Linked DNA regions of Homo sapiens: all the other regions are linked to region 1. The links are chromatin contacts, found by Hi-C or POLR2A ChIA-PET in ENCODE. All regions are on one chromosome and are shown on one strand. Each heading gives the region's core, a stretch centred on a gene start or an enhancer-like site at or near the end of the contact. The rest is flanking DNA. Distances are from core to core; before and after follow the strand shown. Region 1 holds the start of TRA2B (transformer 2 beta homolog). Region 2 holds the start of ABCC5 (ATP binding cassette subfamily C member 5). Region 3 holds the start of BCL6 (BCL6 transcription repressor). Region 4 holds the start of EIF4G1 (eukaryotic translation initiation factor 4 gamma 1). Region 5 holds the start of POLR2H (RNA polymerase II, I and III subunit H). Region 6 holds the start of RTP4 (receptor transporter protein 4). Region 7 holds the start of VPS8 (VPS8 subunit of CORVET complex).

Evidence for each region. A loop is a pair of places that touch in the nucleus more often than their neighbours do. ChIA-PET counts read pairs that join two places held with the same protein, here RNA polymerase II (POLR2A). Pooled maps may share reads with other maps.
Region 2: a map of CD8-positive, alpha-beta T cell shows a loop between it and region 1 (9-fold over the local background). The contact joins the promoter of ABCC5 here to the promoter of TRA2B in region 1. A Hi-C loop is called at or near these places in 1 of 168 maps with a recorded cell type or tissue (CD8-positive, alpha-beta T cell) and 4 of 50 pooled maps. POLR2A ChIA-PET finds 5 or more read pairs at or near these places in 1 of 52 experiments (activated CD8-positive, alpha-beta memory T cell).
Region 3: a loop to region 1 is called in a map of naive thymus-derived CD4-positive, alpha-beta T cell, with 4 times the contacts of the local background. The contact joins the promoter of BCL6 here to the promoter of TRA2B in region 1. A Hi-C loop is called at or near these places in 1 of 168 maps with a recorded cell type or tissue (naive thymus-derived CD4-positive, alpha-beta T cell) and 8 of 50 pooled maps. POLR2A ChIA-PET finds 5 or more read pairs at or near these places in 5 of 52 experiments (CD4-positive, alpha-beta T cell, CD4-positive, alpha-beta memory T cell, CD8-positive, alpha-beta memory T cell and 2 more).
Region 4: a loop to region 1 is called in a pooled map, with 13 times the contacts of the local background. The contact joins the promoter of EIF4G1 here to the promoter of TRA2B in region 1. A Hi-C loop is called at or near these places in 2 of 37 single-sample maps with no recorded cell type and 9 of 50 pooled maps. POLR2A ChIA-PET finds 5 or more read pairs at or near these places in 1 of 52 experiments (activated B cell).
Region 5: a map of B cell shows a loop between it and region 1 (21-fold over the local background). The contact joins the promoter of POLR2H here to the promoter of TRA2B in region 1. A Hi-C loop is called at or near these places in 3 of 168 maps with a recorded cell type or tissue (B cell, heart right ventricle and naive thymus-derived CD4-positive, alpha-beta T cell), 4 of 37 single-sample maps with no recorded cell type and 12 of 50 pooled maps. POLR2A ChIA-PET finds 5 or more read pairs at or near these places in 1 of 52 experiments (OCI-LY7).
Region 6: a loop to region 1 is called in a map of naive thymus-derived CD4-positive, alpha-beta T cell, with 9 times the contacts of the local background. The contact joins the promoter of RTP4 here to the promoter of TRA2B in region 1. A Hi-C loop is called at or near these places in 1 of 168 maps with a recorded cell type or tissue (naive thymus-derived CD4-positive, alpha-beta T cell) and 7 of 50 pooled maps. POLR2A ChIA-PET finds 5 or more read pairs at or near these places in 2 of 52 experiments (HCT116 and activated naive CD8-positive, alpha-beta T cell).
Region 7: a loop to region 1 is called in a map of B cell, with 19 times the contacts of the local background. The contact joins the promoter of VPS8 here to the promoter of TRA2B in region 1. A Hi-C loop is called at or near these places in 4 of 168 maps with a recorded cell type or tissue (B cell, OCI-LY7, gastrocnemius medialis and 1 more), 3 of 37 single-sample maps with no recorded cell type and 12 of 50 pooled maps.

Annotation. Positions count from the first base shown.
Region 1 is chr3:185,936,622-185,940,667 of GRCh38, reverse strand. TRA2B (transformer 2 beta homolog) reads left to right here and starts at 2,654. Exons shown (of 9, transcript NM_004593.3): 1 at 2,654-2,843. The coding sequence starts at 2,808. RefSeq lists enhancers at 2,723-3,182, 2,593-3,320, 3,223-3,432.
Region 2 is chr3:184,016,082-184,020,127 of GRCh38, reverse strand. ABCC5 (ATP binding cassette subfamily C member 5) reads left to right here and starts at 2,244. Exons shown (of 30, transcript NM_005688.4): 1 at 2,244-2,298. RefSeq lists an enhancer at 1,847-2,026 and a silencer at 2,507-2,676.
Region 3 is chr3:187,743,754-187,747,799 of GRCh38, reverse strand. BCL6 (BCL6 transcription repressor) reads left to right here and starts at 2,332. Exons shown (of 10, transcript NM_001706.5): 1 at 2,332-2,390. It overlaps BCL6-AS1 (BCL6 antisense RNA 1), which reads right to left. Exons shown (of 2, transcript NR_173091.1): 1 at 3,756-4,046; 2 at 1,774-2,556. RefSeq lists an enhancer at 2,694-3,219.
Region 4 is chr3:184,312,339-184,316,384 of GRCh38, reverse strand. It overlaps EIF4G1 (eukaryotic translation initiation factor 4 gamma 1), which reads right to left and starts at 1,779. Exons shown (of 33, transcript NM_198241.3): 1 at 1,711-1,779; 2 at 840-896; 3 at 529-622; 4 at 167-253. The coding sequence starts at 588. RefSeq lists enhancers at 510-1,131, 1,856-2,356 and silencers at 969-1,678, 1,699-2,028.
Region 5 is chr3:184,360,040-184,364,085 of GRCh38, reverse strand. It overlaps POLR2H (RNA polymerase II, I and III subunit H), which reads right to left and starts at 2,376. Exons shown (of 6, transcript NM_006232.5): 1 at 1,940-2,376; 2 at 521-1,213. The coding sequence starts at 593. CLCN2 (chloride voltage-gated channel 2) reads left to right here and starts at 2,481. Exons shown (of 24, transcript NM_004366.6): 1 at 2,481-2,669. The coding sequence starts at 2,607. It overlaps LOC124906311 (a long non-coding RNA gene), which reads right to left and starts at 3,759. Exons shown (of 3, transcript XR_007096193.1): 1 at 3,329-3,759; 2 at 3,136-3,222; 3 at 2,775-2,867. RefSeq lists enhancers at 1-6, 367-486, 3,824-4,046 and silencers at 707-886, 947-1,216, 1,287-1,556, 2,117-2,706.
Region 6 is chr3:187,366,251-187,370,296 of GRCh38, reverse strand. It overlaps RTP4 (receptor transporter protein 4), which reads right to left and starts at 1,912. Exons shown (of 2, transcript NM_022147.3): 1 at 1,701-1,912. The coding sequence starts at 1,855. RefSeq lists an enhancer at 1,702-2,051.
Region 7 is chr3:184,809,915-184,813,960 of GRCh38, reverse strand. VPS8 (VPS8 subunit of CORVET complex) reads right to left here and starts at 1,795. Exons shown (of 48, transcript NM_001009921.3): 1 at 1,736-1,795. RefSeq lists enhancers at 1,668-1,867, 1,928-1,977.

The sequences.
Region 1 (4,046 bases), core at 1,405-3,904:
ATGTTGAGGCTGGTCTCAAACTCCTGACCTCAGGTGATCCGCCCACCTCAGCCTCCCAAAGTGCTGGGATTACAGGCATAAGCCACCACGCCTGGTCAATTTTTTTTAATACAATATAACAAGTATTGGTGAGGATGTGGAGAAATTGGAAGCCACATACACTGCTGGTGGCAGTGTGAAATGTAAAATGAATGCAGCCACTGTGGAAAACTGTTTGGCAGTTTCCCCCCAAATTAACCGTAGGGTTACTATACAATCCAGCAATTCCATTCCTAGGTGTATACCTAAGAGAGATAAAAACATGTGCTCGTACAAAAATTTGTACATGAATGTTCACAGCAGGATTATTCATAAGTTAAAAAATGGAAACTATCCAAATGTCTATTAAATGATGAATGGATAAATAAAATGTCATATATCCATACAACTGAATATAACTTGACAATGAAAAAGAATGAAATAGTAGTACATGCTACAACATGGATGAACCGTGAAAACGTACGCCAAGGAAGCCAGTTACAAAAGATACATACCATATGATTCCATTCATATAAAATGTCCTGAATAGGTTAATCTATTGAGAAAGAAAGATTTGTGATTGCCTAGGACTGGGAGGGTTGTGAGGAGTGGAGAGGAGGAGGGATGCAAAATGACTATTAATGAGTGTTTCTTTTCTTAATGTGATGAGACTACTCTAAAATTGTGGTGATGGTTGCACAATTCTGTGAATAAAAGCCATTTGAACTGTACACTTTAAATAAGGGAACTGCATAGTAGGTGAGTCGTATCTCAATAAAGCTGTTAAAAAAAATCAGGAGTTGGGGATATGGGGCTGAGGCAGGAGGAACACTTGAGACTGGGAGGTGCAATGAGCCACCGCACTCCAGCCTGCACGACAGAGCCAGAGAGACCCTGTCTCAAAAAAAAAAAAAAAAAATCAAATGACCCTTTACCAGTATCAAAGTGCCTCATCAGCCAGGTACCACCTTTTCAATGGATGGGGAGACTGAAGTGTAGAGGAATTAAGTATCCGACTTGGGGGTTGGGGGAAGTGGCTCACGCCTGTAATCCCAACACTTTGGGAGGCCGAGGTGGGAGGATCGCTTGAGCCCAGGAGACCAGCCTGGCCAATATGCCAAAACTCCGTCTCTATAAAAAATACAAAAAATTAGCCTGGCGTGTTGGCAGGCGCCTGTAATTCCAGCTGCTACGGAGGCTGAGGCGGAGAATCACTTGAACCCGGGAGGCAGACGTTGCAGTGAGCCGAGATCGCGCCGTTGCACTCCAGTCTGAGCGACAAAGCAAGACTCCGTCTCAAAAAAAAGAAGAAAGAAAGTATCCGACTTGGTCTTGGGCTCTTCTCACTATAATCCAACTATATTCTCTTACGAAATGGCAGAATTAATCTTCCCTCCTTGTGACACCCCTGTAGTTATACATGCCTCTGGCACTTACAATCATTTTTTCTAATTGTGTTTAACGGTTCTAGCACATTACTTTGTAACTTTAGAATAGAGATTGTGTCTGATTCCTGTGTATTAAGGTCCGACCTTTTTTATTTTTATTTATTTATTTTTTAGACAGAGTCTCGCTCTGTCGCCCAGGCTGGAGTGCAGCGGTCCGATCTCGGCTCACTGCAACCTCCGCCTCCCGGGTTCAAGCGATTCTCCTGCCTCAGCCTCCCGAGTGGCTGGGATTACAGGCATGCATCACCACTCCCGGCTAATTTTTTTGTATTTTTAGTAAAGACTGGGTTTCACCATGTTGGCCAGGCTGGTCTCGAACTCCTGACCATGTGATCCGCCTGCCTCGGCCTCTCAAAGTGCTGGGATTACAGGCGTGAGCCACCGCACCCAGCCGATCTGACCTTTTTTTTTTTTTTTTTTTTTTTTTGAGACGGAATCTCGCTCTATTGCCCAGGCTGGAGTGCAGTGGCGCGATCTCGGCTCACTGCAAGCTCCGCCTCCTGGGTTCACGCCATTCTCCTGCCTCAGCCTCCCAAGTAGCTGGGACTACAGGCGCCCGCCACCGCGCCTGGCTAATTTTTTTGTATTTTTAGTAGAGACGGAGTTTCACTGGGTTAGCCAGAATGGTTTCGATCTCCTGACCTCGTGATCCACCCGTCTCGGCCTCCCAAAGTGCTAGGATTACAGCGTGAGCCAGCGCGCCCAGCCCGATCTGACCTTTTTTAAATGAAGACGTATTCAGGAAGGAAATATCTACAAGTAAGACAAAATTAAGTAAGAACCCAATGTACGAACATTCACTTCTCTAACAAAGGAAAGACACAAAACAAGAAACTAATAAGGCGGAGAAAGGAATTGAGATTGGGGGAAACAGCATCTCCTTCCTCCCTGCACACTCGGCAGGTTCCCTGGAAAGTTCTAGAAGGGATTCAGAAGTGGCTGGTGACATCACTGTGGCTCCGTGGCGCCCACTACAGCAGCCAAACGACACGCTAGCTTTCCCGCCTCATAGAGGCTCGTGAATGGGGGTGGGGCCCTGCGAGGGGCGGGGTCACGTCACTTCCTGTGCGGGACGCGCTGCAGCTGGAGAGGAAAGGCAGAGCGAGGAGGGGCGAGGCCAAGAAAGCGCGCGTTTCTGGGAGGGGAGGAGCCTGGCTAAGGAGCGCCGCGTCACATCCGGTAGAGTTAGAGCCCGTGCGGAGGCGGTGCGGAGCATTTCGGCTCTGAGCGGCTGGGCGACCGGCGCGTCGTGCGGGGCTGCGGCGGAGCCTCCTTAAGGAAGGTGCAAGAGGTTGGCAGCTTCGATTGAAGCACATCGACCGGCGACAGCAGCCAGGAGTCATGAGCGACAGCGGCGAGCAGAACTACGGCGAGCGGGTACGTAGAGCTGCGGTAGGGGGTGGCTGTGTGGTCCTAGCTCCTTGCATCTTTTTCTAGGCCCGTCGGCCTCGGGCCAGGAGGCAGGGGCGTTTTAGGCTCCGAAGTCTGAAGCCGGGAGGGCAGGCAAGGGAGACAGCATTTAACCAAAAAAAGCCTTTGTGGATAGTGCCTTAGTGCCTTTGGTCGTGAAGGAGGGAGGCCCCCGGCGGGTTTATGTGGCTTCTGCCCGAGACGGCCGTTTTTCCCGTTATAAGAGGGGGAAGATGAAAATGGCCGCTGCGTCCCCGCGGTGTTGGGGGAGGGGAGCGATATCTTATTTCGGCGTTGCTCTCCTGCGAAGGTCCGCCGCAGCCATCTTGGGCTGGCGGGCTGGGCGAGCTGCCAGAGGCACAAAATGGCGGAGAAGCCGCGCGGCAACGCGGACCCGACCCGCAGCGGGCCGCGCTTCGTAAGGCCGCGTGGTGGGGTGCAAGGGGACAGACGACGTTCTTTTGGGTCTTTGGGCCGGTGTTTAGGTTAACGAAGGACCGTCTTTGCCTCCACGGAAAGGACGGAGTCTGGGATGTCTTTGGGGCCTCTTAAGATGGAAACTAATCCAAGGCCGACTAAGTTCTGGGCCCGTTAGGTGGAGGGGATTGCGTGAGGGCTTTGTGTTTGGCCTAAATGAAGCGCTTTTCTCTGATGCCGAAAGGGCTTCCCAGGCAAAAATCTGTATCAGTATTCTATTAGGACAGACCACAAAGTCGTTAAGATGATTTTGTGGACATCGCATTTCCACGGGATTGTGAAGGAGAAATTGGCGGGCAACCATTTACGGCGCCGTTATTTCCTTTGTTTTGAGGCGTTCTAATACTTAGAACCACAGCGTGTGTTGGCTACAGTTTTCTTTCCCTTAAGTTTCCACCTCTTAAAGGTGTTCAGTGAGGGTTGATTGAATTGCGGGAACAAGACAGTTCTAGGGTTTAAACAGCATACGTAGCTGGTCTGTGGGGCTCTGGGTATTGGATTCGGAAAGCATTGAATGATGCGAACATACGAGGCTTGCTAGAATTAAGAGGAATCTGTTAGAAGGGTGATAGAAAAGCACCATAGAAATTGATTTTTGAGGCTGTGGGAATAATTTGTGCTTTTTTAAAAAAAAAAAACAATTTGTTACCTAAGTTTCCCCTTGTTGGTAAAGCTACCTTAAGATCTGAATAT
Region 2 (4,046 bases), core at 995-3,494, 1.9 Mb after region 1:
TATCAGATCTGCAGTTTTGGGTGTTACAGTGTTTGAGGCATTGTTGGAAGGTACTAGAATCTTTGGTGAGGTGGTATCTCATTACTATTTTAATTTACATTTCCAGGCCAGGCGTGTTGGCTCACGCCTGTAATCCCAGCACTTTGGGGGGCCTAGGTGGATGGATCACAAGGTCAGGAGCTCAAGACCAGCCTGGCCAATATGGTGAAACCCCATCTCTACGAAAAATACAAAAATCAGCTGGGTGCGGTGGCCGGTGTCTGTAGTCCCAGCTACTCCAGAGGCTGAGGCAGGAGAATTACTTGAACTCTGGAGGTGGAGGTTGCAGTGAGCTGAGGTGGCACCACTGCACTCCAACCTGAGGGACAGAGAAAGACTCTGTCTCAAAAAAAAAAAAAAAAAAATCAATTTCCCTGATTATGAATGAGATTGGGTGTCTTTTCATATTTGAGTGGCTGCTCAAGTTTCCTATTCTGTGAGCTGTCTGTTCATGTCATTTACCTATTTTCCTATTGGGTTATCTGCCGTTTCTTACTGAACTTAGAAATTATTTTGAATATTTATTATTCAAAAACTTTGTCAGTTATAACTTGTGGTTTATCTTTTCAATTTATGCCATCTTTTAATATGGCAAAAATTATCAATCTTTCTTCCTTTATTCTTTGTTTCTTGTTTAAAAAGTTCTTTCCTACTCCCAAGTTCATAAAGATATTTCCTATCTTCTTCTAAAAGTTTTTAAGTTTTCCCTTTCACATTTAAGCGTTTGATCTACCTGAAATGGGTTTTTTCTGTGTGGTATGAAGCGGTAATCCCTGATTGTTTTTTCATATGTATAACCAATTGTTCCAGTACTATTTACTGACTCTTCTTGCTTTCCCCACGGATTCGTAAGGTTTTCTGTCACAGATCAAGTTACATGGATGCACCAGTCTGTTTGGGGGCTCTTTATTCTATTGCATTGGTCTATCAATCCGTGCGCAAGAATATGCTGCTTTACGATACAGTAGTGTCTTCACACTAGCTAACTAGCTAGCTGTTATAAAGATGGACAAGTCACTTTACCTTCTCCTTCTTCCTCTTCCTCTTCTTCTTCTTCTTTTTTAATCTTTGAATTAAAAAAAAATACGGCGGGGTGAGGTGGCTCGCGCCTGTAATCCCAGCACTTTGGGAAGCCGAGGCGGGCGGATTACCTGAGGTCGGGAGTTCGAGACCAGCCTGGCCAATATGGCGAAACCCTGTCTCTACTTAAAAAATACGAAAATTAGCCGGGCGTGGTGGCGGACGCCTGTAATCCCAGCTACTCGGGAGGCTGAGGCAAGGAGAACTGCTTGAACCCGGAAGGCGGACGCTGCAGTGAGCCGAGATCGCGCCATTGCACTCCAGCCTGGGCAACAGAGCCAGACTCCTTAAAAAAAAAAAAAAACTCATAATACCTACTCATAGGGCTGTAATGGAGATTAAAGGAAACAAGAATGGTATGTAAAGCATCGGATACAAGGTAGGGAAGAACTCAACAGTGGCTTTTATTTAATGATGCTGAAGGTACCGATGAAACAGAGAAATAAAGGGATCAATCTTTCTGGGAGCTTCAGTTTCATTTATAAAAAGAAGAAGATGAGTTAGCATAACATTTCTAAGGCTCTTGCCACTTCTAAGACTGTGATCCTGGCATTTTATTATCTAGAGACCAGGCAGCGAGACATTGATGGGCAGTTGGTGTTAAAGTGAGAAAGGCGGTATCTGCGCAGACTGCAGGGTCGAACCATGAGCAAGCAATCGTATCTGCCACAACAGATAAGAACTGGGGCTGGCCGGCCTGACGACTCTCAACGGGTTAGACGCGGGCTACGATGACCTTCACGATCTTTTCTGGCAGCTACACGGCCACGCAGGGTGGGACTGCTCTGCCTACGAACAGCACTGTGTGCGAACACAGGGCCACGGTTAAGCCTCCCGGCTGCCTCCCCCAGGGAACACGACCCCTGAGAAGATTCCAGACAGTCTCGCAGAGGCACGGGGAAGGATGGAACAGAGCCGGGAGCTCGGTGGGAAGAGGGGCAGCCCGCACCGCCCCCGGGATGTCACCGGCGCTTCTGGGAAATGTAGTCCTTCGCCGCGTCCGCAGCCCTGGGCACTCGGAAGGAGGACTACAGTTCCCTTCAGCCTTGGGAATGCTTTGTGCAGCGCGCTTGCGCGGTGTGGCGGCCGATGCCGCTATAAAGGCTTGTTTTGCTGCAGGGCTCATGCTCGGGAGCGTGGTTGAGCGGCTGGCGCGGTTGTCCTGGAGCAGGGGCGCAGGTAGGTGATGGCTGCTGCCGCACCCCTGCCCTCCAGCTCGGTTGTCACGGGGATCACCCCTTTGCATTTCCTCGGGGCGTGGCGGGATGTGGCCAGGGCTGCGAGCAGTTCGGGGGACACTGGAGACTTGGGGAACGGCGTATGGCCTCCCCCTGGTCTCCTGCCGCCGCCTCCTAGGCCTGTGAGCCCGGGGTCTGGTGACGGGGTCGTGTGCTGGAAGACAGGCAGGTAGGATCGGGATGAGCGGGCAGGGACGCGGGCTACGTCCCTGGCCGCGGCCGCCAGGGGGCGCTGCGCCCGCGGGCCGTGGGTGTGGGTCGCGCTCGCCTGGGCAGGCCGGAGCGGGCTGTGGGAACGCCCTAGGGCCCGGGCATCCCAGGCGAAGCGGGTCTGAGAGAAACGCCCACCTGGGAGGCTGTGCAGCGGGTGGCTCGGGGCACCCTGCTCAACCCGCAGCGGAGCCGCCAGCGACCTTCGAAGTAAGTCATCCCCTTCGTTTTTGCAAGCGGGTAAATGGAGGTACGTGACATAAGCACGCGCAGCAAAGCCGTGGCTGTGCCGGGAACGCAGCCCAGATCTCTCCACGGTCATCCAGTGCTCTTTTCGCTTCTGCCACACAGAGCCGCGGGTGGCTTTGTGTTTATCACACAGGGGCCATTTGGTTTCTGCACAGACGGAGAGGCTGGAGGCAGGTGGGCACAGGAACGACGGGGAAAGTTTCAGGAGGTCTTGGAGGAGGAGATGGCTAGGTTTTACTGTGGTCCGCAGCGTGTATGAAAGGTGAGGCTGCTTGGAGACGCAACAAGTGGATTACAGTGGGTGTGGTAAATACGTATCCCTTTAGCGTGGTGTCTTCCTCGTGCAGCTTGAGGGCCTGGAGGTGATGGAAACCTACTCATGAGTGTTGGGATGACTGCAGCTTGCACACACCAGTCTGGTAATCCCGTGCAACTCTCCTCCTGCCATGCAGTTGAATCAGTATCATTGTGCAGGGAGAGTGTCTACACTTTTATCAGTGGAAAGAGAATCTTGGTAAAAAAGGGCAGCTGACTAAGTGGCCTCAACCCTATTGGGCACTTCTTTGGGGTTCTCCCACGTTGATTATTCTGCTTCTACCCTTGTACATGTCTGGACAACAGGTTTGTTTTTTACAAACAAAAATCCCTTCTCTTTCTTCCTCTCTTGATAGCTGAGGCAAGTGAGCATTTAAAAAAGATATTCCAACAACTTTAAAGGAGGACACGAGAAGATAGGGAAATATAAATAGTATCAGTAAAATGGCTGGCCTGGGGATCCATCCTTGCTTGCTTGCTTGCTTCAGACTGGGGCTTTGTTTCTTTCCAAACCTGTCAGGATTCCCAGCTCTTCGCCGGCCTCCACGTGGGGTGCCCTCTTTTATGTTCCAGATACACAGACGATGGTGTCCTTATGTTCAAGGCCACAGACAGTAACTTTGTGCCTACTTTGGGCCTGCCTGCTCTCCTGATTGTGCCTCTTTTTCCAGGAAAGTAGAGATGAGTGTGTTAGAGATAATGGAACACTGTTCCCCACACCCTTCATACATAGAATAACTTAGTCCCTTAGGATAGTTTAGCAGTGTCTACCACAGCAGTCACTGTAGGCACAAAACAGTCATTATTTGTGTCATAACAGGGAAGTCGTTTTGTCCCTGCCTCTCTCTGCTCCTGTGCTCCACTGATTCTACTTCATCCTTTGAAATAAAAGTGGTTGAAAGAATCTTTGGTTAT
Region 3 (4,046 bases), core at 1,083-3,582, 1.8 Mb before region 1:
CTTCTGGCAGAATAAATCTGAACTTGACAATATCATGTGTCTTTGGGGGTAAAACGTACATTTCAACAACAGTGACAGGATTAGGCCTATGTATATTTTTCAAAAACCGTTCACAAGACAGGCTTTTCTGCAGAGGCTGCAGTAATCCATCTGTCAATAAGTATTAAAATATTCAGATTTCACAGGGACAGACACTTTAACGCATATTTCCTAAGCTCCAGCCCTTGTGGAAAATAATCAACCTCTTTGCACCTTTCTGGGTTTTAAAACCTAAAATACAGCCTTTAAAAATGTGTGTGTGTTGTGGGGTAGGGGGGTGCATTGCCAACAACATTTTCGGTGATAGATGGAACTTCTTACGGGACTGTCAATGAAAGAGATTTTCCAAATATCCCAGCAAACAGCAATCTTTCACAGCTCTGATCACTCCTCCATTATAAACCCAAATTTTGGGTTGAGATAGGTAGATTATTTTAGACATATCTTTATTAGAAATTAACAAGTGACGAGATTTTGTGGAAGCTTTAAGAATTCATCTGTAATTTAATAAGTCGCTTGAAGGACTCTCATAGCCAAGGCTCAGAACAGCCTGACCTTTGAAAGCTGCTTCTGGTCCAAACATTTTGGGCTAATTCTTGAGGAATCTGAAATATTATTTTCCCCTCACACCCTTCTTTTAAGAGAGAGACATAAAAGAAACAAGAGTCTCCCTTATTCAGGGATGAGTAGGAGGGGAAAAAACCCGAACCAACATTTAAATAAGGAAACTAGCAGCTCTGAACAAACAAACTAGGACCCACAATGAAATGATTCTGCACTGCAATTGCCTTTAAAAAGAAAGTAATAGAGAAAAAGAGAAGGAAAGAATTTCTCCTTCTTCTCTACCCCCCCCCCACCCCACCCCCCAACTCAGCTTCAAAGCTAAGAAGACTGTGCTGCGTGTAGTGCATTGTAGTTGTGGCAGTCTGTTCTAAATACAGGCAGTATCTGTGATACTGGCACGGCAGGCCTTTAGAATTCCCTCCGGCTGATCTCTTAAACACAGACTGAAGAGATTTTTTTACAACGACCTTGAAACGAGCCTCGAAAACAAAAATCTCAAGACCTTAAGAGAAAACAAAACACAAACAGGTATTTGGCTCACAGAATTTTGTAGAAAACACACACATACCACCCCGCCACCCCCACCCTCCCCCCCACACACACGTTTCTTGCAACAAGAAATTTCCCAAGAGTCAACAATAACAGATTAAACCCACCACTTGCTGTCCTGGAAAGAAACAAACCAAACCAAAACAAATCCTTTGAACATTTCTCTGAAGTGCAGGAGAGACACACTTCAGCAAAAGTCCAAGGGGGAAAAAGAAAATTGCACCAAAGGAAAAAAAAAAAAAAAAAGTGGGGGCTGGGATTGTTACATATGGCCAAAAATTTAAGCTTCTTTCAATAGTATTAGTATTGAAATAATACATCTTTAAAACGCTTGAGGGATTAGATAGGGAAAGAAAAGGCACGTACAAAAAAATCCAACCGATGCCGATCCTGTGATTTACGTAACACCACAAACTTGCAAAAGGCAAAAAATCAGAAGCAAAAATCCATAAACCATCAAAATACAGAAACCAAAAATCCCAAGCCACCACACCAGAAAGAAAAAAACCCAGAACAACAGCAAAAACCCCTGTCCTAAATAAAAATAAAGCAAATGAACCCACCGAAAACTGCTTGGCAAATATTTTTCTCGTGGTGCCTAATATTCTAGTTGGAAAGAGCTGTGATGTTTATTTTATTTTATTTTTCTCTTACTCGCCTCTCTAACCCTACTATATATATAACATACTTTTCCCAGTGGTTCAAACCTCTCGCTCCCTTTTGTGCATTTAGCTCGATCTGCTGAGTTTATGGGTAAGAAAGAAGGAATTAGCCCCAGACCCCGGGAAAGCAAAGCGCACTCCCCCTCTTATGTCACCGAATAGCAAATTAGTTCTCAGAATTCCAGAGGCCGAGCTTTGCTACAGCGAAGGCGCCGACGTCACAGAGGAGGAGCCCACGTGATGGTGGCGGAGCAGGCCATACCATCGTCTTGGGCCCGGGGAGGGAGAGCCACCTTCAGGCCCCTCGAGCCTCGAACCGGAACCTCCAAATCCGAGACGCTCTGCTTATGAGGACCTCGAAATATGCCGGCCAGTGAAAAAATCTTGTGGCTTTGAGGGCTTTTGGTTGGCCAGGGGCAGTAAAAATCTCGGAGAGCTGACACCAAGTCCTCCCCTGCCACGTAGCAGTGGTAAAGTCCGAAGCTCAAATTCCGAGAATTGAGCTCTGTTGATTCTTAGAACTGGGGTTCTTAGAAGTGGTGATGCAAGAAGTTTCTAGGAAAGGCCGGACACCAGGTGATTATTGCTGTTGCTGCCGCCGCTGCTGCTGCTACTGCCGCCGCCGCCGCTGTTGCCGCTGGTGCCGCTGCCGCCGCCGCTGCTCATGATCATTATTTTACCTTTTAATTCTTTTTTTTTCCGCTCTTGCCAAATGCTTTGGCTCCAAGTTTTCTATGTGTATCTATTGATATAAATGTATATATTTATTTATTCTAGCTGTCAGGTGTTAAAATAAATGCCGAAGATTAGTCCCACGTCTCTCCCACCATAGGATATAGATTGTTATGTATTTATTATTATTATTGTTGTCTTTGAGTGAATCGGCCGGTTTGGGGAGGCTTTTGCCACCCTCCCTTGTGTTGTTTTGGTTTTTGGAAAGGAGGTGGAGGAGAGGAAGGAGGGGAATTAGGGGGCGGCCGGAGCAGAGAGGACGAGACAGTGCTTGGGGGGTGATTCGGGCTAGTCTGGGGGCTGTCTGGCCCCAGACCGCGGAGAGGACGCGCGCTCGCGCTCTCGCTCTTTCTGCTGCTGCTTGCGTACGGCTTGTGATCTCTCTGGATTCGTGCGGCTGTGTTTTTTCCCTCTTTTCTCGCTTGCAAACTGCTTTCCTTGCTCCGTCGCTCCTGGCCTCCGCTTCCCTCCCTCCTCTTTTTCCTCGCCTCTTCTTCCTTCCCTTCCCCTGTCCTTCTGGGTAACTCCGGGAGGCAAAAAGGGAGGCTGCCCGCTCGCTCGCCCCGCTGGCTCTCTTCCATCGGCCTCGGTCTTTTAGATTCCCTGCCTTCGAGCCGAACCGAGATTTGGAAGGAAAAAATGCAAGCGAACTCTTTGGGTTTTTGTTTTTGTTTTTTTGGTCATAAATCCAGATGAGATGAAGTATCGTGTCTACTATTTCCTTTCAGAGCCGTGATCTTCCTAATGAGAGCCGAGTGTTTTGGTGTTCCCTGCCCCTGTGTTTTGGGGAGCTTGGGGGCGGGGATGTTGAACACTTTGAAAATTATTCTTTCTTGGTTGTAGTCGAGGGAGTCGGGAACCTCCGCGCGCTCTCCCTGCTCATCCCGAGGAGAGAGACTGATGGCGGGACAGGGCTTCTTGGGGTGGGTGGGAAAGGGGTGCGCACTGCACCTGCGATGCCTTTCAGTGTGCGGGGGGACTCAGGGAACCTCGACAGGACAGCCTGGGAGAACGAGAAAGGTGGCGGGATTTCTGGCCGCTGCGGTGTTTGTATTTTGGGCGCTGCGTGACTCTGTGTTGGCTCCCAATGGCTGTTGCCTCCCTTTCCTAAATTTTATTTTATTTTTTCCCATGGTGCAAGCTCTGTAAAAAGGGAACTGCGGGCCTGAGCGTAGTGGACGCCAGGCTTCAGATTCCCGAGGTCCTTACCTTGGGCGAGGAGAAAGACGAACAGAGCCCCAGCCCGCGTTCCTTATGTGCAAGACTCAGGAGGAGAGAAGGGCACTTTGTGGCCGTGGCTGAGGGGACCCGGCGCGGGAGGAGCGGGCGCGGGCGCGAAAGGGAGATCTTTGTGAGTGATTTTGCAAAAATAGATTGCGAGGTTGGTTGGATTTGCAACCTGTGGCTCTCCTCGAGGGAGTAAGAATGGGGGAAGGCGCGGCGGCGGCGGCCCGGGGAGGGAGTGGGTAGAGTTGGAGCCTCAGAAATCGGCTGAGCTCC
Region 4 (4,046 bases), core at 530-3,029, 1.6 Mb after region 1:
CCAGCCACCGTGAGTAATCAACAGGGCAAGGCGCAGAGCCGCATGAAAGAACACAGAGGATTAAGGCCAGGTATGGGGCCTCCAGTTTCCATCCTAGACCTAAACTGGCCAAAGCTTTCCACTGCTCCCACCCAGGTCCCCTACTCCCCTCCCCACAGCCCCTCACCTGGCGGGGCTGAGAAGGCGTGTTCATTTGTGTCGCTTGTGGCGTACTGAACACCACCGGCGCTGTCTGCCCCGGGGGAAACGCTGGCTGAAGAGGGGAGACCAGAGTTCAGCAAGAGGGGAAGCCCAGGTGGGGCAGAAACCCAAGCTGGTGAAATAAGGGGAGCAGATCTGCGGCAAGAGCCTTAACAATCCACATACCCCCTCCCCGTGACAGCCCCCGGGGACAGCCCAGGGGCCCTGTCTCAATTTGGCAGCAGGCGGCTGCACTTTGCCCTGACACAGATGGGGGTAGGAAGATCCAGAGGCTGGAGACTGCCTGGTCTCCCCCACCCCCACCCCTGCTAATTCCTCCCTAATTACCTGTGGGAGTCCGGGGGATGGGGCGGGTGGGGGGCCTGTGGACTGTGGAGCTTTGTTCATTTCATTTGGTGCCACATCAGGGTCCCCCCAGCACCTGTTGGGAAAGAGTGGCGCTCAGGAAGAGGAAGGGACCCAAGCTTAAGGCAAATGGGGCGGTGAAAGGGTTGATGCAAGGGCTGGGTCCCATACGGAGTCCCAGAGATGCCAAGAGGGTGAAGCAGAAAAGATACAGCCTGTCCCCACCAACATGCTGTCAAACCCGCATCACTTCCAACCAACCCCTGACCTACTGAAACAGACCCCTCACTCACCCCCTCGATTAAGAACAAGTCCACGGTGCGGCCTACAGGTTCTGGGCATCCGAGGGCCTGGGGTTGGGAGGTGAGGGTATCAACCTGGCTCCGCGGGGCCCCAGACCAACCAGACCGGAAATTCCAGGTCTCGCTGGCACCAGGCTCCCGGATCACGAACGGAGCTAGCTGCTTCGGCCGTGGCGTCCCCACCCCCCACCCGGGGACACCGGGTTCGGGCCTGGCCCAGGGGCACACAGGATACGCCTGCCGCCGGGGAACCCGCACTGGGCCAGAAGCTAGGCCTGCCGCCGCCCAGGAGTGTAGGCCAGGAAGGGCGGGAGTCAGGCCCTAAAAGGCCAGGCGGGCGGCGGCCGTCGAGGAGCCGGTTTCAGGCAAGTGAGGGTCGGCCCGGAGGGCGGGCGGGGCCGGGGGCTCCTCCCTGCCCGCCGCCACCGCCTCCCTCCCCTGCGCCCTCCCTGCGCAGCGCGGGCCAGTGCCAAAGAACAACGTGTCACTTCCCGGCGGCCTGGCCGCGAAGGGGGGAGGGGGCGGCGGGCCGGGAGCCGTGGTGCCTGCGCCCGTGGGCTGCCGGGCCTCCTCGGGTCAGGCCGAGGTGGCATTTCGCGGCGACGAACCCGGCGCCCTACCAGCCCGCGGGGCCCGCATAGTCCGGCCCTGCGCTCCCCACCCCCACCCAGCAGCCAGGCCCGGCCGGGCCAGGCACACGTGGGCCGGGGATCGGGACCCTGGCGGGCCGGGGCCCTGGGTCGGGCCGCGGGGCCAGGGCGCCGGGGCGGCGGCGCAGGGTGGCCGGTCCCGGCCCGGATGGCGGCGGATGCGGGGGGAGGGGGTGGGGGGGCCGGGTCGGGCCCGGACATGGCGGCTTTACCTTCAGTCTCCTTCAGTCCGCGCGGCCGAGCCCCACGCAGCCGCACAGACGTAGTCCACAACCATTTCCGGCTCCCCGCACAGATCCCGCTCGGCGGCCACCGCTTCTCCGCAGGCGCAGCCGGCGCCCCCACGTGACCGGCGCAGGGGGCGGAGCCGCGCCGGGCGATCTGCGCCGCCGAGCACATGGGATTTGCCCCCGCCCCGTCACGTGACAGCCACAGCCCGCCCCCGTGTCCCCTCCCGAACTTTGAAACTCCCAGACCGATTCCCCTCTGTGTTTCTCTCTGTTCCGCGATTCTTTAGTTCATTCATATTTTAAGCAACCATTTATTGAGTGCATGCTAAGTACAAGGCGAAGTGCTGGTTGAGGGCTGAGAAACTGAAATCAAAGTCTCGGCAAAAAAAAAAAAAAAATAAGCGGGGCGCGGTGGCTCACACCTTAATCCCAGTACTTTGGGAGGCCGAGGTGGGCGGATCACGAGGTCAAGAGATCGAGACCATCCTGGCCAACATGGTGAAACCCCGTCTTTACTAAAAATACAAAAATTAGCCGGGCGTGGTGGCGCACCCGTAGTCCCAGCTACTTGGGAGGCTGAGGCAGGAGAATTGTTTGAGCCCGGGAGGCAGAGGTTGCAGTGAGCGGAGATTGTGCCACTGCACTCTAGCCTAGCCTGGCGACAGGGCGAGACTCCATCTCAAAAAAAAAAAAGAAAGAAATTAAAGACTCCGTCCTGCCTAAGTAAATCGTGATACAATACGAATTATGCAGGCTTTGAAAATAATTTAGATTAGGTCATTGAAAGGCCAATAACAAAGGAAATTAAAAGGATAGAAACATTCTAATTAGGCAAGTAGTATGAGATTTGTAGTTTAAAAAGATCATGGGCCGGGCGCAGTGGCTCACGCCTGTAATCCCAGCACTTTGGGAGGCCGAGGCGGGCGGATCACGGGGTCAGGAGATCTAGACCATCCTGGCCAACATGGTGAAACCCCGTCTCTACTAAAATACAAAAAATTAGCTGGGCCTGGTGGCGCACGCCTGTAGTCCTAGCTACTCGGTAGGCAGAGGCAGAGAATTGCTTGAACCCGGGAGGCGGAGGTTGCAGTGAGCCGAAATTACGCCACTGCACTCTAGCCTGGCGACAGGGTGAGACTCCATCTCAAAAAAAAAAAAAAAGAAAGAAAAAAAGAAATTAAAGACTCAGTCCTGCCTAAGTAAATCGTGATACAACACGAATTATGCAGGCTTTGAAAAGAATTTAGATTAGGTCCTTGAAAGGCCTATAACAAAGGAAATTAAAAGGATAGAAACATTCTAACTAGGCAAGTAGTATGAGATTTGTCGTTTAAAAAGTTAGAAACATTCTAACTAGGCAAGTAGTATGAGATTTGTCGTTTAAAAGGATCATGGGCCGGGCGCGGTGGTTCACGCCTGTAATCCCAGCACTTTGGAAGGCCGAGGCGGGCGGATCACGGGGTCAGGGCGGATCACGGGGTCACCATCCTGGCCAACATGGTGAAACCCCCATCTCTACTAAAATACAAAAAATTAGACGGGTCTGGTGGCGTGCGCCTGTAGTCCCAGCCACTCAGGAGGCAGAGGCAGAAAACTGCTTGAACCCGGGAGGCAGAGCTTGCAGTGAGCCAAGATTGCGCCACTGCACTCTAGCCTGGATGACAGTGAGACTCTGTCTCAAAAAATAAAAATAAAAATAAAAAATAAAGGCAGGCACGGTGGCTCACGCCTGTAATTCCAGCACTTTGGGAGGCCAAGGCAGGCAGATCACCTGAAGTCAGGAGTTCGAGAGCACCCTGGCCAACATGGTGAAACCTCATCTCTACTATAAATAGAAAAATCAGCCAGATGTGGTGGCAAGCACCTGTAGTCCCAGCTAGTGGAGAGGCTAAGGCAGGAGAATCGCTTGAACCTGGGAGTTGGAGGCTGCAGTGACCTGAGATCACAACTGCATTCCAGCCTGGGCAACAGAGTGAGACTCTGTTTCAAATAAATAAATAAATAAATGAAATAAAATATAAAAAGAGCAGACACTCCCACGGAGGGGCAAAAGCGTAAGGATGGAAGAATAAGGACAGAAGAGAAGTAATCTTAAAACTGACAGCCGGTCGGGGGCGGTGGCTCACGCCTGTAATCCCAGTATTTTGGGAGGCTGAGGCAGGCGGATCACCTGAGATCGGGAGTTTGAGACCAGCCTGACCAACATAGAGAAACCCCGTCTCTACTAAAAATATACAAAAATTAGCCAGGCATGGTTGCGCATGCCTATAATCGCAGCTACTCAGGAGGCTGAGGCAGGAGAATTGCTTGAACCCGGG
Region 5 (4,046 bases), core at 1,127-3,626, 1.6 Mb after region 1:
GGCACCACCCACCTCATGAGGACTGTCATTTTTTTGAGACGGAGTCTCGCTCTGCCGCCCAGGCTGGCGTGCAGTGGCGCGATCTTGGCTCACTGCAACCTCCGCCTCCCAGGTTCAGGCAATTCTCCTGCCTTAGCCTCCCAAGTAGCTGGGATTACAGGCGCCCGCCACCACGCCAGGCTAATTTTTGTATTTTTGGTAGAGACGGGGTTTCACCATGTTGGCCAGGCTGGTCTCACAAGACAGTGTCTAGCACAGAGCAGGTAGCGATTATAAATATGCCTAGGAGTTTGCCAGCACCATGACAAAAGGCCACCCAGGCACCGGGCACGGCATGCGTGAAGCCAGAGAGAGCTCGGGAGTCTCCGTTTTCTCATCCATAAAATGTTTACTGAGGGAGGTCCCTACACCAGGACCTGCTGGTAGGGGCAGGCCACAAGAGCTGGGTGGACACGGGGCCCAGGGGCATGTCCGCGAGGTTAGCCTCTTCCTCCAAACCGCCCCTACATACCTTACTTACCTCGGTCAAACTTCTTGCCCTCCGGGTCAATATCCTTCACATCGAAAATATCCTCAAACAGGATGCCCGCCATCGCGAGGGGGCCACGAGAGCAGCAGAAGGGGTGAGAGCGCGACCACAGTTGGGAGTACGTGCACCCCCTAGCGTGGACAAGACCGGAGAGAACCAAAAGCACCTCCTGAAAGCGCGGCGGCCAGACGAGAGTGGCGCATGCGCACAAACAAGCGGTAACGCGACCACTTCCGCCACAGCCTCCCGCTCGGGGCTACTTAACTTCCGTCCCGAAAGATTGCTTCCGAGAGGCTTCGGCATTGAGGGCGGGTCTCATGTCCAGGTGGCTCTGCCCAGGGCGGGGAAGCAATAGGCTGTAGAGCGGGTTCTCGCGCTCCGCTGGGGCCCTACTGCGCCCTCTTCAGAGGCCGGGTTCCGAAGACTGGAATGCGTGGGGGCCTAACCCAGGCAGGGACCTTGATCCTTGGCCCAGAGAAGCCGGGCCCTAGCCCTACCCCGCCGGTCCGCGTGCCCGCCGAGGGCACAGTCCGCGCCGAGGGCAGGTGGAGCAGAACCCCGCCCCAGAGGTGCCCAGCCCCTCCAGCCGGCACCGAGGACCCCGGGGCCGGCCTGGGCCGGCTCGGCCCTGCTGGACGTAACCCGAGCCGGATCCGTCCAGTTTGGGAATTTGCCATGACGTCGCTATGGAGAAGAGGAAAGCCTGCATTGTCCCCTCCTCTCGTACTGCACCCTCCCACCACTGCCCTCCCTCTTCCCCCCAGGCCCTGCTCTCTTCCCCTACACCGCCCCTTCAGCCGGGCTCCCGCCACCCCCCTCCCCCGGGCATTACCCCTCCAGCTTAGTGCTGCGCGTTCCCCCTCCACTGCCTTCTCCTGGACACGGATCCCCTCCGTGCCCCTTCAGCCTGGCACTGCCCTGTCCCTTGGATACCAGCTCTTCCCTCACACTGGCCCTTCCTCCTGAGTGCTGGCTTCTATCACAAGGCCCCCCCTTCCCGGGCACTGCTCCCGCCCCCTGAGCCCCGCCTCTGCCTCCCAAATGCCCCTTACTCCTGGTGCTGGCTCTCCCGCACACTTGTGCGTTTCCTGGGCGCTGCCCTCGCTCCTCTCACACTATCTCTACGCTGCCCATCCACCCTGCGCGCGCTCCGCCCTCTGTTCTATCCTTCCCCAGCCCCTGATAGAGAACCCAGAACACCAGCAGGCAGTTCCCCCAAAGCGGAGGGATGGAAGCAGCGACTTGGGTTCCTCCTTGGGCCCAGCCAGGGAGAAGCGACCCACGCCCGCGTCCCAGGAGTAGACTTCCCGGCACCTGGAGCTCCCTTCCCTCCGGCCTACCCCTTCCGGTGCCCTCCCCAACCTCCACCCCCGCACACCCCGCAGGCCCGGTTGCTCCAAGTGCACCTACCCACGGGAGCCCCGAGAAAAGGAAGGATGAGGAAGACGGCCCCAACCCTCTCCGAATCCTTCCAGCTTTGCTTTTCACCCCTGACGGGGCAGAGGGGCCTTCCCAGGCCTGTCTGGGCCGCTCGTCTCTTCGGAGGGGCAGAGGGGAGGCGGCTCCTAACGGGCTGACCCGGAGGAGTCCGATGTAGACAGCTCCGCAGCCCCCAGCCCCAACCCCTACGGAGCTCAGGCGTCTGCAGCCCCTCCTGCCTGGGCACGGGGAACCGCGAACCCGGGCCGGCCCCTCCACGTGCCAGTAGACCCGCCCCTCCCGGGCGCCCCTCTCCGACCCGGGCATCCGCAGGGAGCCGGCGCGGGCTTGCGCCTTCCCAGCGCCCCTTGCCGCCTCTCGGGAGGCCCCGCGCGGACCCCAGCCTGGCTGGGCCGTCCCCTCCGGATGGGCCGGCGGGCGGAGCAGCGCAGAGGGCACCGCCCTCGGCCCGCCCGCCGGGGAGGGGACGCGAGCGGGAGGCTGCGCCAGCGGCGCCCGCCGGGGGCCCGCCGCACTCTGCTCTCGGCCTCCCGGGCTGCGGGGACGGGACGGCTGCCGGCGCGGACTTTGCGGGCCGGGAGCCGAGTCCAGGACAGAGCCGGAACCGCCGAGGGAGGCGAGAGGGCAGTGCGCGGAGATGGCGGCCGCGGCGGCGGAGGAAGGGATGGAGCCACGGGCGCTGCAGTACGAGCAGACCCTGGTAAGTGAAGCTGAGCTGAGCCCCAGGAGTGCGCTCCGGGACCCCTGCTCCAGGTTACCCTGGGAAGCGCGAGGACCAGGGGCCTACCCTAATCCTGTCCTAGCATTTTGAGCTGGGGAAACTGAGGCTTGGAAGTCTGAGGCTGCAGGGCCGAAGGGATGGAAAACTGCATGCTGGTTTCTGGCTGAGGCTGAGGGCCTGCAGAGGACAAGGACACCAGGTACTTGTCTCAGGTGTCCTTCCCCTCACCCCACAACATGCACGTTTTCTTTGCACCTCCCCTTCACCACCTGGGCCCAAGTCTCAGCACCCCACTGCCCCTTCCGCGGCACCATTCACACCATTGAACTTTCTCTACGCCACTATCTCCACCACCCAAGACATTCTCTGTGTCCCTGCCATGTGCATGGCACCATGCTAAGCATAGAATCGAGTGTGTAGAAAGATGGTCAGCCCCAGACCCTACCTCTGGAGGCTCCACACCCAGCGTTGGCTCCAGGAGCCCCTCAGTTGACTCTGGAAAAAGGTGGCTTGCCACTCTGGGGGACAGGAGCTTTAGGGAGGGTGGGTGAAGCAGGAATGGGTGTGGGAATTGGGACCTTTGTCTATGCTGATGCGGGGTATCCAGCCCCCACCCACCCCAGGGTGTGTCCCCTGACCTCATTAGAAGCAGGGGTCCTGGGCTCTGAGCTGACTTATCGCCCCCATTGTTACTTGGTGTTTGAGAAGCCACGTGACCCTCCTCATGTCACTGGGGTGGAAGACCCAAGCCCTAGGGAAAGGAAGGGGCCCGTGGTTCCTTTTTACCAGCTTGGGCTGGAATTTGCCCAGGAAGGTGGCAGGGAGGGAACGTCTTGGAGAGGAGAGGCTATAAGTCTGGGAGGTGCCCAGTTAGGAGAAAGTAGCTGGATGAATCAGGATGTCAGGGAGAGGTGGGAGTAGAGCAAGGGTAGAGGGGCCAACCCTTGGGATGGGGTAGGAGACACTTGCCAATCTGCCCAGACCAGGATAGGAGCATGGTCAAGGAAGCCAGGCACCTGGCCTCTGAAATGGTGCCTCTTAACACCAGCCACCTCTCCATCTCCGTCCCTTCCAGCTGTCTCTGGAATGAGCTCTCAGGGTCGAGCTCTGTCCCGGGCACTCTGTGCTCCAGCCTGCTCCCGCCCCCCTTCACCATCCTATCCCTTTGTCTTTCTCTCCCACTCTCACCTCCCTCCTCCTACACCGTGCTTGCCTCTTAATACTCTCCATTCTCTTCCTCCTCCGTACTTCTTCCTCTCTCATCCCCTTCTTTCTCTTCTCCATCCCTTCGCCTTCCCTCTCTTTTCTCTTCTACTTTCTCCTCTCTAGTTCCCTCTCTTCTCTTTGCTTTCCCTT
Region 6 (4,046 bases), core at 663-3,162, 1.4 Mb before region 1:
TAATCTCAGGCCATCTGAAATTCAACTCATTTACCTGCTGTAACACGTTGCCTCTGGTGAGTAGTGTAGCTAATCTCTCACACCTGGAGAAACAGACTGCATCCCTCATACCTGGGTTGAAGATCCAGTTTACATCAGGAAGACCTTGGGCAAAGCCCTTCCCTTCTATAACCCTCATTGTTTGAATCCATAAAAAAAAAATTCAAGGGTTATATTGGCAGCATCAAAAGAGACGATGTATGTGAAAACACTTTGTAAACTACAAAATGCTTTTCAAAAGCTGATTGATATTTTCCAAAAGTACACTGGTAGGTTGCTTTTCCGATCTCGAAATGACAATCAAATCAAATCATCCCAACAGGAGAAACACCTTCTTTCTGTTTGGAGGAGTGCCAAAACGTTGTAAGACATCATGAGTCCCTCAAAAAGCTCTGGCTGGTGTGGACAGAAATATTTACACATTTCCCTGGATTAGAAAGCAGAGCAACATGACTGCTATACGGGCTCTGACAAGTGACTTGAGAACTGTTCTGGAGACGTTTAGGAGGCTTTATTTAAACAACAGATTCTGCAGCTAAAAATAAGCATATACTGTATTTGATACAATATATAATAATACATATATTATTTATAAATTTATTATTCTGAAATACATAGTACATATGTATATATAATTATATATCATTTATGTATACATATACATATATATTTTATCTTATCCCATTATCTTATGGGAATGTATACGAAGGAATACTTACTCTGCCTAGGAGAACCAGAGAATGCTTTTAGGAGGAGGAGGCACTAGAGTGGGCCTTGAAGGATGAGCAGGGAGGGGTGAGGGGAGGGTCTGCTGAACAAGCAGAACTCCATGAACAAGAGTGTGGAAGTCTGAAGATGCATGGCATAGCTAATAGTCCATAAGGAATGGAGTAGGCCATACCTGAGGCAGGATGGGGCAGGCAGGCAAGCTGAGTAATAGGTCAGATGAAAACTATACCGAAGGTCCTGTGTGTCATTTAAAAATAAATTTGATTATCCAGGTCAGCAATTCTCACCCTCCTAACATGGTCAAGGAAACTGGTTCCTGCAACCTGGAGGCTTGCTGGGGGTTAAAGAGGGAAGTGGTGAGTAAGGGAGGAGTATTACTTGGTGACTCCATGAACTGGGTTTTAGATTTAGTTTTTGCAACATCATTCTATACTATTATCCCCAGGCCTTCAGTAAAGCAATGTTCAGAGTAACTGCTTGATCTTAGCCAATTCTTAAGATATTTAAAAAAAAAAAAAAGGCTCCGTCCCAGGCTTGTACTGAACAGTGCCAAGGCTTGGAGAGCTGGTGCAGCTGGGGGAAGCTGGTCAGGACTGCTGGGGAGACTGCAAAAGACTCTAGAGGTAGTCTGGAACAAATGACGTGGTGAGAAACTAGAAGGGAAAATTTATGGAATAGGGAGCCTTCTCCAGGGTTTTCCAGAAATATTTACGGAGGGAAACCTAGTAAAAGAAGAAACTTCCAGCAGTTAAACAAAATGGAGGTTTGGAGTCGTCTTATCATGTCGACCCTAAAGAGTACTATGACCACAATAGGATGGAGGCCCTGGTGACATTTACTCCTTCAACAAGCTCTCAGAGGAATAAATCATGCTAAGCTGAGCCTGAGCCTCTCTTCTCAGAAGAGCTATTGCCTGGGAAACCCACACTCACCAGCCAAATGCTCTCTGTTGGTATTGCTTCCACCCTTGAGCCAGGCAGTCTAGCTGAAGGTTGCCATCCAACTTCAGCGTCCATGTGGCCCGGGGTTTTGCCTCTTGGATTAGTTCTTGAAATGTCTGCTCCCAAGTCCAGAAATCTACAACCATTTTTTCCCTCTGAAGCTGAGAGAGTAGCTTTCAGGTTTGCTCGTTTCTCAGGAAGAGACAAACAGTTTCAGTTTCGGTGTTCGGTTCAGTTTCTGTTTCTGTGTATGGACATGAGCTGTTTTTTTCAACCTTCATTTTAGACTGTCTGAGTACACAGAACAAGTCTTTGTTCTGAAAACAGACAGCAGCAAAACTGTGTTAGTTAATAGGCCTTGCTGAGAGAGAGATAAAGAGCTCTGTTCTAGATTCTGGGGTCACATATAAATTCGCTTTTATTTTCTCTCTCTCATTTTTTATAATAGGCAAAGTGAGAGGTGACAGCATGCTGGTAGCCCTCGCAGCCCTCGCTCGCTCTCGGAGCCTCCTCGGCCTCGGTGCCCACTCTGGCCGCGCTGGAGGAGCCCTTCAGCCAGCCACTGCACTGTGGGAGCCCCTTCCTGGGTAGGCCAAAGCCAGAACCGGCTCCCTCAGCCTGCTGGGAGATGTGGAGGGAGAGGCACGGGCAGGAACCGGGGCTGCATGCAGGGCTTGCAGGCCAGCTAGAGTTCTGGGTGGGCGTGGGCTTGGCGGGCCCTGCACTCGGAGCGGCCGGCAGGCCCCCAGCCCTGGGCAGTGAAGTGCTTAGCACCTGGGCCAGCAGCTGCGGAGGGTGCGCCAGGTCCCCCAGCAGTGCCGGCCCACCGGCACTGAGCTCGATTTCTCGCTGGGCCTTAGCTGCCTCTCTGTGGGGCAGGGCTCGGGACCTGCAGCCCGCCATGCCTGAGTCTCCCCACCCTGGGCTCCTGCATGGCCCAAGCCTCCCCGACGAGTGCCACCCCCTGCTCCATGGTGCCTGGTCCCATCGACCGCCCAAGGGCAGAGAAGTGCGGGCACACACGCAGGACTGGCAGGCAGCTCCACCTGCTGCCCCCGGGGCGGGATCCACTGGGTGAAGCCAGCTGGGCTCCTGAGTCTAGTGGGGACTTGGAGAACCTTTATGTCTAGCTAAGGGATTGTGAATACACCAATGGGCACTCTGTATCTAGCTCAAGGTTTGTAAATGCACCAATCAGCACCCTGTGTCTAGCTCAGGGTTTGTGGATGCACCAATCAGCACCCTGTCAAAACGGACCAATCAGCTCTCTGTAAAACAGACCAATTGGCTCTCTGTAAAATGGACCAATCTGCAGGATGTGGGTGGGGCCAGATAAGAGAATAAAAGCAGGCTGCCCCAGCCAGCACTGACAACCGGCTCGGGTCCCCTTCCACGTGGTGGAAGATTTGTTCTTTTGGTTTTTGCAATGAATCTTGCTGCTGCGCAGTGTTTGGGTCTGCTCTGCCTTTATCAGCTGTTAACACTCACCCGGAAGGTCTGCAGCTTCACTCTTGAGCCAGCAAGACAATAAACCCACCAGAAGGAAGAAACTCAGAACACATCCGAACATCAGAAGGAACAAACTCTGGGCACTGTGCCTTTATGAGCTGTAACACTCACCATGAGGGTCGGTGGCTTCATTTTTGAAGTCAGTGAGACCAAGAACCCACCAATTCCGGACACAAAAGCACTGTTTTTGGCACTGGGAAAAGAGTATCCTGTAGCTAAGAAACAATTCCTGCCCCCACAGATGCTCACACCCAGGTGGAGACAGGGAGGTTAGGAGCAGCGTAGGGGAGCACGTGTTTAATGCTCATCTCCTACACCCCATGTATCCTCACCAGTCCCGCGAAGGATTATTCTTGGAGTTTTGCAGGTTAACTGCACAGAAAGCTGGGGTACTTTGTCCAAATCCCCTCAGTTAACGAGCAGTGGAAGTGAGACTTGAACCCGGGTCTGTGTGACTCCAAAACCTGCCATGTGTCCGCCCACCTCACTCCCTGAAGAGAAGCTGAGAATGGCATTTCAGGTTCCAGGCTGGCACACTGGAGCCAGTGTCAGAGGAACCGTAGGGAGATTTCCTGGGTCCTGAGGCAGGAGGTCAGCTGCATGAAGGGATTATCAAACTCTGCCCTCCACTCTGTAAATTATGTGGAAGGGCAAATACGCACAGGTGTGGGGGCCGTCTTTCAGTGGTAGGATACAGAGAATTCCCATTTTGGGGTAAGGGATTGAGATGAGATGACCTTTAAAGACACTTGTAAGTCTAAAACGCGGAGATTCCAGAGAGTAAGCTTTGTCCTCCTGGGGCTTAAATTCAAATAGGGGAGATAGGAC
Region 7 (4,046 bases), core at 546-3,045, 1.1 Mb after region 1:
CACTATGTACCGATGACACCTACAGCTGTGGATCAAGAGAACATACGATCTAAACTCTATGAAAGCTATCAATAGATCCAAAGTTAAACATACTTCATTAAATTCAAAAGATCTTACTTCTCATTCACATACATAACTGACATTTTGTGTCACACTGGTTGAAATGTCAATGGAATAGTGAGATACAGCTAAGAATCACCAACATGTCCCAATATTCTGGAAGACAGAAAACATCCATCTGCTGACAATGGTCCAGATACGAAGCAAATATATTAAATATAAAGAAAAAATCAACATATTACTCTGTTAGAGCTCTGGAAAGAATTTTCTCACAAATGCCTCTTTGACCATATAAAGCCCAGTAGTTCAACGAATTTTTTTTCCATTTATCTTTATTGCATATTCTATGGAACAGGCCAGCTATTGCCAGAGGATTCAATACCTATTCTGTGCTTAAATTTAACCATGAGCAAACCCACGTCTTACACAAACATATGCAGATTCTCCATCCACATTTATATTAGATATACCTCAAACCCACACAGGCAGACATAGACATACACAGACAATTAACATGTAATTGTCTCCCAAATGCAGACATTTGGAGTAAGGTTTAGCACCACAAGCTAACATCCATGCTTGTTTTGCTTGGGTTTTGGGGTTTTTCAGTAGGGGAAAGTAGAGTATGGTAGAGGGTGGATGGTGCAGAGGCCAGAAGCCTTCCTATTCATTCTAACAAGAATCTAAGAAGTGGAGGGGGCCTGCTTATTTAAAGAAGGCTCCCCAGCTAGCTATTCCTGATAACCCACGGCCATGGAACCTCTCACCGATCCTACCTCCTCCCACCCTATCCTCCTGTAAAGCACCCCCATTTTGTACACCCAGACACTCTGAGCAGCTGTTTCCCTCCTTCCCCAGATGCCAAGCACAAAGAACTGGCCAAGGCACAGGAGTAGCCTCGAACTTCAGAGGCCCACCTTTCACCCTGCTGCCCTCACTCTGGTGCACAACTTGCACGCGGAGACAAACTGGAACCAGCCTCACAGGGTGCGCACCGATCCTAAGAGGTGGACACCCCATCTAAGCCTCAGGCTCAGGCACCTTGATATCAGTCCCTGGAGGCTAAAGGGGTCCACACCTGTTTCCCAGGCCCGACAGACCGGCTACACACCTGTTCCGCCCGGGAGTGGGGAGGGGCATGACACCCGCCGCCTAGGCTCACAGTCGGGGGAGCGGGCGCGCCAGTCCCTCAGCCTAATTGCCGCACGACTGTAACAGGACAGAATGAGGCTTGCAATTATAGTCGCAAAGTAGATAGGGAACTGAGGGGTTACTGGCCCTTTGCAGAAAGGGAGAGATACACAAATACATCACCGGAGTCACTGGATTTAGTGATACCTCAGCCCCTTCCAGGTTTGGAGCCAATAAATCCCTTTTTACTTAAGCCCATTTGAATTTTCACATTCATTTGGAACCAGTAAGTGGAAATTGCCCGACCCAGTTCCGGGCCAACGTACGACACGCCCCTCCACTCGAGAATCAACCCCGCCCGGCCCGTGGCTCGGGTCCGGTTAGCCCGTCAGGGGCTGCTCTGTTCGCTCCCCGAGGTCCCGCCGCTGTCGCGCGGGGAGGAGACGCCGAGGCTCAGAGACCTGTCGCGCGCTCTCCTCCTACCCTGAATACGGCCCCTCAATCCTGTCTCCTTCCACGGGCCCGCTCTCTGGAAACTCGTTACCTGAGCTTGCTGCCATTCCGGCCGTGGACCGCCGGCCCACGTGACCGCACCCACTGCTCTAGCCTCACGCACGCGCACTACCTACCACTGCGGGCAGCGCTTCCGCTTTCCTCCTCGCACTGCTCCCCCTCCTGGGCGGTCCGCGCCTCTTCACCACGCCCCTATTTAAAGGGCCAGAGATACGCCGTCTTCCCCCCTACGGAAAAAATGGGTGATTCACATCTTGAGGACCAAGAGAATGGAAACGTCGAAAGAGTAGCGCAGACAAATAAATAACAGTCCTTGAGGTGAGAGGAGAAAGCTCCTCCTTTAAGAAAGTGAACTTACTTGCAGCCAGCCCAGAAGGGAAGTTGATTCCCTGCCTTTTGGAGTTTGCAACCAGTAAATTTTTTTTAACTTTTTTTTTTTTTTAAAAGATGAACTCAGAATTGCCTATTTATTGTGTCAAATAAGTACAATAGGCACACACATACTAAAATACCAACTATTATCTTGTAATATATCATCAGTGTTGCTCCCCAAAATACATCTTAACACCAAAAATACAGGAGAAACATAGTCTCAAATAAAGGAAACATCTGAAAAATGAACAAAAACGTATGCTTATTTCTCTTATCGCTCCTGAAGAAAGGTGAAAGCTTTCAGAACAGACTGGTTTCTAGAGTCATCACTGTACGTAACATTAGCCCCAGGACACAGATTTTAGGCCTGCTGGGGGCTATATAGGTCAAGAAAACAGGAGGAAGAACACCAGAAGATACTCTTGGAAGGAGATACAGAAAATATTCGGTTGGGCAGACATTTTTGAGCATCAGCTAGGTTCACTAGACTTCTGGGCCTTCAGAAGACCCGAAGGTGTTGCCCTGTCCTCCAGGTATTTATTTTCTAAGAATTCAGTGTACAGACATAACAAAATACAAGGCAGGCTGTTTTGAGTAATATAAAGAAAGACATTGAACCACCATTTTCGCACAGACAGGGGGAAAGGGTGAAACACTCAAGGAAGGATGTGGTATCTTGTCAGGGCCTTGAAGGATTTCAGTAGCAGAGAGCAGGGAGAATGCCTAGCTGAGGGAAGGGTGGGATCAAAGGCAGTACAAAGCAAGTTTGGGAACTAGTTATTGGCCTGATGTAGCCGTGGTGTGGCCAGTGGCTTTCAACCTTCTTTTAATCATCCCTCACAGTAAGAAATACATTTCAGGCCAGGTGCGGTGACTCATGCCTGCAATCCCAGCACTTTGGGAGGCTGAGGCAGGTGGTCAGGAGTTCAAGACCAGCCTGACCAACATGGAGAAACCCTGTCTCTACTAAAAATACAAAAATTAGCCAGGTGTGGTGGCATGCACCTGTGGTCCCAGCTACTCGGGAGGCTGAGGCAGGAGAATTGCTTGAACCCAGGAGGCAGAGGTTGCAGCAGTGAGCCAAGATTGTGCCATTGCACTCCAGCCTGGGTAACAGAGTGAGACTCCGTCTCAAAAAAAAAAAAAGATACATTTCAGCCATGGCCTAGTATAAAAACACACACAGTATGCGCATATGTGTGAGTGTGCATTATAGATAGATAGATAGATAGATAGATAGATAGATAGATATGCTGAAACAGTAATTGCCCTTAGAGTGTACAATGCAACTTGGTATTTTCTATTCTATTCTCTTTTTTTAAGTGCTGGTTACTGAATTCATTTCAGTACTCAGTGATGCAGAGCAACCCATAGTTTGAAGACACTGGTGTAGTGTGTATTAGAGATGTGGTGGGCTATGAGGCTGGAAAGGCTAGGACCAGATCCAGGAAGACATTGCACGCTAAGCTGGGGTGTTCTGCTCTTCTGGTGAGAGTCTCCAGAGGAACTCGAGCAGAGGAGTGGCAAGATGATAGCTGTGCTTTAGAAGGCTGGAAACCGGCCTTTGGTTCTGAATATCACATTTTTCTAGTAAAGCTATTAAACTAGAGACTGTCTACAGAAGGATAAGCAAGCTGGTGAGACCAGAAAGCCTGTGTGACAGAGAACTTTTGAAAGTATCCAGAGGAAAAGAAATTAGCAGAAGTAGGGGAGAGCAGGGTCATAGGGGTGAGCAGTGGAAAGGTAGCTATTAGGTTGGTACACAAGTAATTGCGGTTTTTGCCATTACTTTAAAAAACTGACCCTTTTGAAATATCTCTGCAACACTCATAGACTTATTCTGAATAGCTGTAGAAAGAAAGCAAGCCTACGACCTGTGTATGGACGTTGCAGAGAGGCAGATTTCAACTTATAATAAAGAATATTTTAGGATGGTCCAGACTGACTCTGAGACCTCTCCAAAGTAACAG